Regions from separate parts of the Mus musculus genome. Here regions 1 and 2 are each linked to region 3. A link is a loop called in an ENCODE intact Hi-C map of the cell type or tissue named here. Cell type or tissue: gastrocnemius. All regions are shown on one strand.

What was found. A loop is a pair of places that touch in the nucleus more often than their neighbours do. Peaks named below come from ENCODE experiments on the same cell type or tissue, not always from the same donor. Only the 100,000 strongest peaks of a DNase experiment are listed, where the experiment ranks them.
Region 1: it touches region 3 in a loop (4-fold over the local background); 4 of 42 quality-filtered maps call a loop at or near these places.
Region 2: a loop joins it to region 3, with 5 times the contacts of the local background. A loop is called at or near these places in 22 of 42 quality-filtered maps.

Annotation. Positions count from the first base shown.
Region 1 is chr15:83,085,004-83,087,503 of GRCm38, reverse strand. No RefSeq gene overlaps it. Among named protein-coding and RNA genes, the nearest start is that of Gm41366, 4.1 kb to the right of the region's middle. In gastrocnemius, no CTCF peak of the experiment used is centred here; a DNase peak (open chromatin) is centred at 1,391.
Region 2 is chr15:83,156,273-83,158,772 of GRCm38, reverse strand. All of the region lies in intron 8 of Cyb5r3 (cytochrome b5 reductase 3), which reads left to right. Among named protein-coding and RNA genes, the nearest start is that of Rnu12, 7.9 kb to the right of the region's middle. In gastrocnemius, a CTCF peak has its summit at 1,340 (motif pointing left); a DNase peak (open chromatin) is centred at 1,344; H3K27ac peaks cover 2,182 bases.
Region 3 is chr15:83,203,919-83,206,418 of GRCm38, reverse strand. No RefSeq gene overlaps it. Among named protein-coding and RNA genes, the nearest start is that of Cyb5r3, 33 kb to the right of the region's middle. In gastrocnemius, a CTCF peak has its summit at 1,057 (motif pointing right); a DNase peak (open chromatin) is centred at 1,045; H3K4me3 peaks cover 264 bases.

The DNA of each region.
Region 1 (2,500 bases), 120 kb after region 3:
CCTGTCTTGAAAAAAATAACAACAACAACAACAACAAAGGACAGGAAAAAAAAAAATAGGTGTGGTGGTGCACACTTTTGATACCAGGAGAGCTAGAAACAGGCAGATCTCTATGAGTTCAAGACCAGCCTGGTCTACATAGTCACCTCCAGGCTAGCCAAGGCTTTGTTTCTTTCCTTTTTAAAAAAAATATTATATATAAGTATACCTATAGCTGTCTTCAGACACTCCGGAAGTCAGATCTCCTTACTGATGGTTGTGAGCCACCATGTGGTTGCTGGGACTTGAACGAGTACTCAGTGCTCTTAACCGCTGAGCCATCTCTCCAGCCCCAAGACCGTGTTTCAAGAAAGCAGACTGAAGCTAAGAAGCCCTGATGCCACTTCCTTTTCTGTGTGGAATCTACCTCACAGATAACCTGCTCCCAGCAGTGTTTCGGGGCTGCCCAGTGTATGGTGAGTGCCAGTTGACAACCTGACAGAACATGGAGCTTCTTGGGGGACAGGTCTCTGGGCATGCCAGGGAGAGATTATCGTGATTGCTTTAATTGAGGTAGGACGCTCTGCCCAGCGTGGGTGGCAATAGGCTCTGGCTGGGATGCTGGATAGTATAGCTGGAGAAAGGCAGCTGATACATTCGCTACTTTCTGAGTAGATAAAATGTAACCATATAGCCTCTTCTTGCAGTCCCCTTGCCTTCCCTGACTGTGGCCAGGTCTGGGGCTCTTCTTGTCTCTCTGTAGCCTGGGCGGCTGGGACCTGTCTGCCTCTGTCTTCCACACTTGGGAAACACTGATAAGAATAGGTTCGAGAGCAAGAAACGGAATCAAGAGCTGAAAGAGCTTTCTGCTCATTGCAGCTTGTGCACGGCATTTTCCTCCAGAATAGCTGGGGCTGGTTTGGGGTGCAGAGGTAGAAAACTGCCCAGCAGGCACGAGGCCCCAGGTTCCATCCTAAGCTGTACGTGGCAGAAAGCATAAAAGCTGGGTTTTGTTTGTTTGTTTGTTTTTGTTTTTGTTTTTTTAAGCATAAAATACTTGATTTAGCTGGGGGGAAGGGGAAGGAGGGGAGCGGGGTGGCTCACACCTTTAATCCCAGAACTCAGGAGGCAGAGGCAGATGGATCTCTGAATCCAAGGCCAGTCTGGTCTACAGAATGAGTTCCAGGATAGTCGGGGCTACACAGAGAAACCCTGTCTCTAAAAACAAACAAACAAAGCAAGCAAGCAAGCAAGCAAGCAAGCTTTATTTGCAGAGGAGCAGGAATTTAATCAAGCAAGCTGTATCCCATGCCATCATTCCCTACTTCTCACCTCCTCTGCTGCAGTGGTTGGGGGTGGGGCCTGTGGGATGGGGGCGGGGCAGGCAGAGCCAGCAGGAGGCGCTGCAGAGCCAGGGGCAGTAGAAACAGCTACAGCCCCACCTACCGGCACACTGGTGAGCTTGCCAGCACCCTGGGAGATGATATTCTTAGTGTCTTTTTCCATTCAGTTCTTGCCGACCTTGTTGAGCTTGTCATCGCCGCCTCGATGCCCACCCTGTCTAATATCTTCTTCTTGTCTTTGGCCCTGGGAGAGGAGATGCTGGCAAAAGCAACCAGCAGCTAAGAGGTGACATAGTGCTTGTTAGCTGCTTGCTGAGGACAGACCTCACAAGTGTGACCTCGGCAGCATCAGGCAGAGGAAAGAGGCTGGATTTTCTGTAAACTCCTAGTGGAGATCTTTGCCACCTTGTTTTGGGAGTGATATTAACATTTCTAAGTTAACTGGAACTAACTTTAGAATGTTTCCCTTTCTTTAGAAGAAGTGCTTTCTTATAGCTTTTGATCAGCACCAATGCCCAGTAACTCCTGTGGTTTCATTGCTGGCTTCAGCCTGAACCCATCCATGTGTCCAGCAACTCTTCCAACACTCCCAGTGACATCACTTCTCAGACCTGACACACCCCAGTCCACAGACCTGTTTGTCCCAGGCCTGCCAACCTCTCAGGTTCCCTGTGTCAGTAAAAGACAATTCTGTCCCCTAAGCAATGGAACCAAACTCCTTGTCCTCCTTTAATTTTTTTTTCTAAAATTAGCAGCTAGAGAGATGGTTAGGTGTTTAAGAGCACTCCCTGTTCTTGCCTGGGTTTAGTTCCCAGGACCCACATGGTGGATCAGAACCCCTGTAATTCCAGCTCCAGGAGACCTGATGCCTCTCTCCAGCATCTGCATGTGTGTGCATATTAACCAACACACACACACACACACACACACACACAGACACAATTTAAAAATAACAAAAATAATCACTAGAGTGTAAAGCTGCTGGGGACAGATGGCTCAGCAATTAAGAGTGTCTATTGCTCGTGCACAGGACTCCAGTTCAATTTCCAGCACCCACATGGTGGCTCACAACCATCTGTAATGGGATCTGATGCCCTCTTCTGGTGTGTCTGACAGCTGCAGTGTACTCATATACATAAAATAAATAAATCTTTTTTTAAAAAAAAAACTTTAAAAAA
Region 2 (2,500 bases), 48 kb after region 3:
GCCTGCTCATGGCTGTGGAGGAATCAAACCTCAGAGGGGAAGTGCCCACAGCCCACAGCTAGGGAGCAGCAGAGCCAGGGTGGGGACCCCAGACCTTGCTTCCTGGTCTCCCACACTGCCCCAGGCTGGCAGAGAAGTCCTCTTATCTCCTTGGGCCTGGCTCACTTTGGGGCAGGCCTTGGAGCAGTGCTGAGGGTTGGATGGCTGCTTCTGTGTAGTTGGTAACCTATAACAGCCTTTGTATGTGTGTTTTCTGGTCACTCCAGGGGAGGGGCTGGGCTGTTGAATAGCTGCTGGTTGCCCTGACTCTGCCATGCACTTGCATAAGCTGTGGGCTGAGTTCACAGTGCTGTGGAGGAGCTGTGCTGGAAGGAGGGAGTGAGACCCCGTGAGAGTGTTCTTCCTTCTCCTGCTTCGTGTAAAAATCAGGGGATAGAGAGATCACCCGAGTGTTGGGGCTCAGTCGATGGAAGGAAGGCTCGCTCTGCCTGAGGGCGCCCCGGTCTGACCTACAGCACAGCCACGTGGGACATGGTGGCGTATACTCAAAGTCTCAGCAGTCAGGGAAAGTGGGAGCAGGAGGATCAGACGTTAAGGTCATTCATTCTCAACCACATAGCAAGTTCAAGGCCAGCCTGGGCTGCATGAGACCCTGTCCTCTTAAAGCAACAAAACCCAACACTGTAAAGAAAACAGCCCCCATCCCTTCCCTGCATACTCTGAGACTGTTTCTAGTCACCCCAGGTAGAGAAGGCAAAGATAGACTGTTTCTATTAGCCCCAGGCAGAGAGGGCAATGTATTTATCTTGGGTAAAGAGCAGAAAGATCAACTCTTTGTATCTACCTTTGGTAGAGAGGCAATGATTCCACCCAAGTCCACCTTGGTGCCTAAGGAGTTTAGTGGGGTTTCGGAGGAGCGTGCCTGATGAGGGTCTCTTACTGGGACCTGGTGACTCAAAAGTAGCCGCATCGGCAAGAAGCCACCCCAGCATGGGCCCACTCGTGACCGTGCACCTTGCAGGCAACTCCACTGAAGAGTCTACTCTCCCCACACACTTCACTGCTCTGTAACCCCAGGGAGGCCCTGGCAAGTCCCAGATTTCTAGAGCTTTTTGAGCCCTGGCCTCCCTTCTCCCCCTGGCAAGAAGGAGTTTCAGTGGGAAGGAGCAGCTATTCAACATGGCCAAGCCATGTGTGTGTGAGTCAGTGGAGCACTGGGTGTGGTGTCTGAAGGGCTGCTTTTCATCTAGGAAAGAAAGGAGTGGGAGGTGGGCTTGCCAGGGAGCAGCTATCTGGAGAATGACTGCCCTCCTGCAGGGTCAGGGCCAGTGCTGCCCCTTTGTGGTGGTCTGTGGAAATGCAGACTGGGCTGTCCCAGGGCTGGTTTCCCAGGGCTAGGACAAAGGCTGGGTAGTCGCCTGGCCGGTCCCTTTATCCAGTACCACCGTGGCCCACGCAGAAGCAGCAACAGGCCCTTAAGATCCAGACACAAGGCCCACACATACGGCGAATGCTAGGTCTCCCAGGGTCACCTTTGGGACCTGAATAACGAAACACCATACAAAAAGGCCCTGTGAGCCTGGCCTGTGTACCGTGCACTGTCAGAATGCTTATGCCTAGGCCGTGCCTACACCACGCCTTGCTCCAGAGCATTCCTAGGAAGCTTGCAGTGACTAATGAGCTGAGTCAGAGGGGTGCAAATGCAATTTAGGAATGGAAGAAAAACAAGGGCTGGCCTGAAGTGGAGTCAGGCTCACACAAACCATGGCTGTGATGCCTGTCAGATACACGTGGGCCTTGTGTGTCACTCTGACATTCCTGGCAGCCAGGGTACAAAGGGAAATATGTCCCGTTACTTAGCTCATGGTATTTATGAGCTGGAGGACATTATGGATCACGCACAGTGGATTCTTCAGTCTTGGTGTTTCTTGGGACTGTATTAGTTCCTCCTGTACCTGGGAACCCGCAGAGGACACATCAGATAGGCAGCACCTTTTCAAGAAATTGTTAAAGTTATTACTGTGTGTGTGTGTGTTAGGGACTGCATTCCACAGCACATGTGTAGGGGGTAGAAGACAAGTTTATGCAGTCGAATTTGGGTCAGTAGACTTGGCTTATGACAGCAAGCGCCTTTACCCACTGAGCTGTCTCCTTGGCCTTGTGCCTTTTTTTTTTTTTAAAAGATTTATTTATATGAGTATACTGTAGCTGTCTTCAGATACACCAGAGGAGTGTATCAGATCCCATTCCAGATGGTTGTGAGCCACCATGTAGTTGCTGGGAATTGAACTCAGGACCTCTGGAGGAGCAGTCAGTGCTGTTAACCACTGAGCCATCTCTATAGCCCCCACCCCCCTTGTGCCCTTTTTTACCTTGAGCTTCTGAGTTGTTTCTGTTGGTGTTTAGGGCTTCAAGGATGCTCTGGGTTTCAAAGGGCAGACACAAGGCAGAGATGACCCTGAGTGAGGAGGACTGGAAGGATTGGGGGCCTGTGCCAGGC
Region 3 (2,500 bases):
GGCTGGCCTCGAACTCAAAAATCCACCTGCCTCTGCCTCCCAAGTGCTGGGATTAAAGGCGTGCGCCACCACTGCCCAGTTGTTCTTAATTTTTTGAGACAAGGTCTTATGTAGCCCAGGTTGGCTTCAATACACACTAAAAGTAGCTAAGAATCACCTTAAACTTCATTTAATTTTTTTTTTCTAATTTTAAGTTTGGAGAAATAGCTGGGTGGTGAAGAGCACCTTCCTGCTCTTGCAGAAGACGTTCCCAACACCCACATGATGGCTCACAACCATTCATAACTCCAATTAGAGGGGATCCGAGCCCTCTTCTAACCTCTGGTGGGCACCATGCATGCATGTGGTGCACATACCTACATGCAGGCAAAACACTCAAACAGTAAAAATAAAACAAATCTAAAATAAAGAATGCACTTAAAAGTTCTTGTTGCGAGGTGGGGGGTGGAGGGTCCAACGTGTCGAAGTGCCCATGTGGAGGTCAGAGGATAATTCTCTCCACTGAGTCGATTGGAGAGATGGAACTCTGGTTCTCAGGCTTGGTGGTCCTTTTTTTGTTTTTTGTTTTGGTTTTTGTCGAGACAGGGTTTCTCTGTGTATCCCTGGCTGTCCTGGAACTCACTTTTTAGACCAGGCTGGTTTCAAACTCAGAAATCCACCTGCCTCTGCCTCCCAAGTGCTGGGATTAAAGGCCTGCGCCACCACCGCCTGGCAGGCTTGGTGGTCTTTATCTGCTCTCTCAGTTCACAGGCCAGAGTTTGAATTTCTGACCCTCTGTCCTCCCCTCCCCAGTGCTGGGATTACAGGTGTGCACCTCCACATTATAGGCGATGCTTCAGGATCAAACCTAGGAGCTGGTGGCCTGTTGCACAGCACGACTGAGCTACATCACTGGCCCCTTGGATCTCACCTTTCAATATAATAAAACTGAGAGTTGCATGAGCTAGCTGGGGCGCCAGAGCACTGGAGGGGCACTGGGATAGGGTGGCAGCGGTTGCTCTTGCCCATCTATTGTATTACAATTGGTTGGCCAAATTGTAACCTATTTTTCAATTCTCCACATGGGGGCACTGTTGTCTTCAGGCTGTTCTTAGCGAGGCTGCCTTAATGAAGCTGAGATAATGAAGAGGTGGTGGCGGTGTCACATACCTTTAATTCCGCCCCGCTCCTCCTCCCCACCCCCCCACCCCCCTGCACTCAGAAGGCAGAGGCAAGCAGATCTCTGATTTCAAGGCCAACTTGGTCTAGAGAGTGAATTTCAGGCCTGCTAGGGCTACACAGAGAAATCCTGTCGCAGGGGTGGGGGAGGGGGAGGGGGAGGGGAAGCTTTGTAGAGAAATCTCTGACCCAGCCAATCCAAATGCCTTCCTTCAGGAATCCACAACCCCTCCAGCTTCCCAGAGCAAAATTTACACATAATCCACTGGGCTTCGGGAGATAGTTCACCAAGGCAGGAGCCATGCAGACTGCAGGTACCTCCAGAGGTTAGTGTCAGCCCCACCCTCACCCATGACCAGCCTTGTCAGCCTTGTGTTATCCAGGATTGGCCTGAGAGCAGAAGTGTAGCCATGCTTGGGTTAGTAGAGAGCCCTCACACCTCTGTGACCCAGAGCGTGGCTGAGCAGTCTGCACTTCAAATTTATTGCCCTCCAGAGACAGCCCGACTCTCGGTCCAGACCCTCTCACTTCTTCCACCTCCTAAATATCTCCTTGTGTTTTGGCTGCAGTCTGCAGTTGGCTTGTGACCCCACAGGACTGCTCACTCTCCTCTGTCTGGAACTCTAGGACACTCCTGCACCTTCCCGACCCATGACAGCCAGGGCAAGCCCCAGGACAGAAGGAACCGTGGTAGGAAGGGGGTGTGGGTGTTTCTAGATAGGACAGGATCAGCGGCAGGAGGGGAACGGGTCCTGATGGGGCCAGAGCCAGAGGTTGCCACAGAACTGGCTTTCCTCTAACCAGACTGCAAGAATTCAGCAAGGTGCCAGTTTACGGGATCGATGAATTTGAGCACATTGAAGAGAAGGTGGAACCCCCAAGGCTGCAGCTGGGCTATCAGGGTTCACAGAGCAAGCATTTTCCCACTCAGTCTAGGTGGGACTGTCCTTGGGGGCTTTGGTTCTATTTGGATATGGTGTTATGTGGACTCCCCCAGAGAGTCACAGGTCCCCAGGAGGCCTCTGTAATCTGAAGAGGATGAGAAGGAGAAAGCCTTTGGCCACAGTAATCCAAAGGCAACAGCTATTTAGGATCTTTTCTTTTCTCTCTTTCTTTTTTTTTTTTTTTTTAAGATTCATTTTATTTTGGTCTAGGCACTCAGGAGCTAGAAGCAAGTAGGTCTCTGAACTTGAGACCACCCTGGTCTACAGAGCAAGTTCCAGGTCAGCCAAGACTGCATAGTTGTCGCGTCCGCTCTCGACCAGCAAGAACGACGCGACCACCAGTCCTTCTAACAGCAGTTTATTCAGTCCTGATTCTTCTTGTTTATATCTCCCCCGAA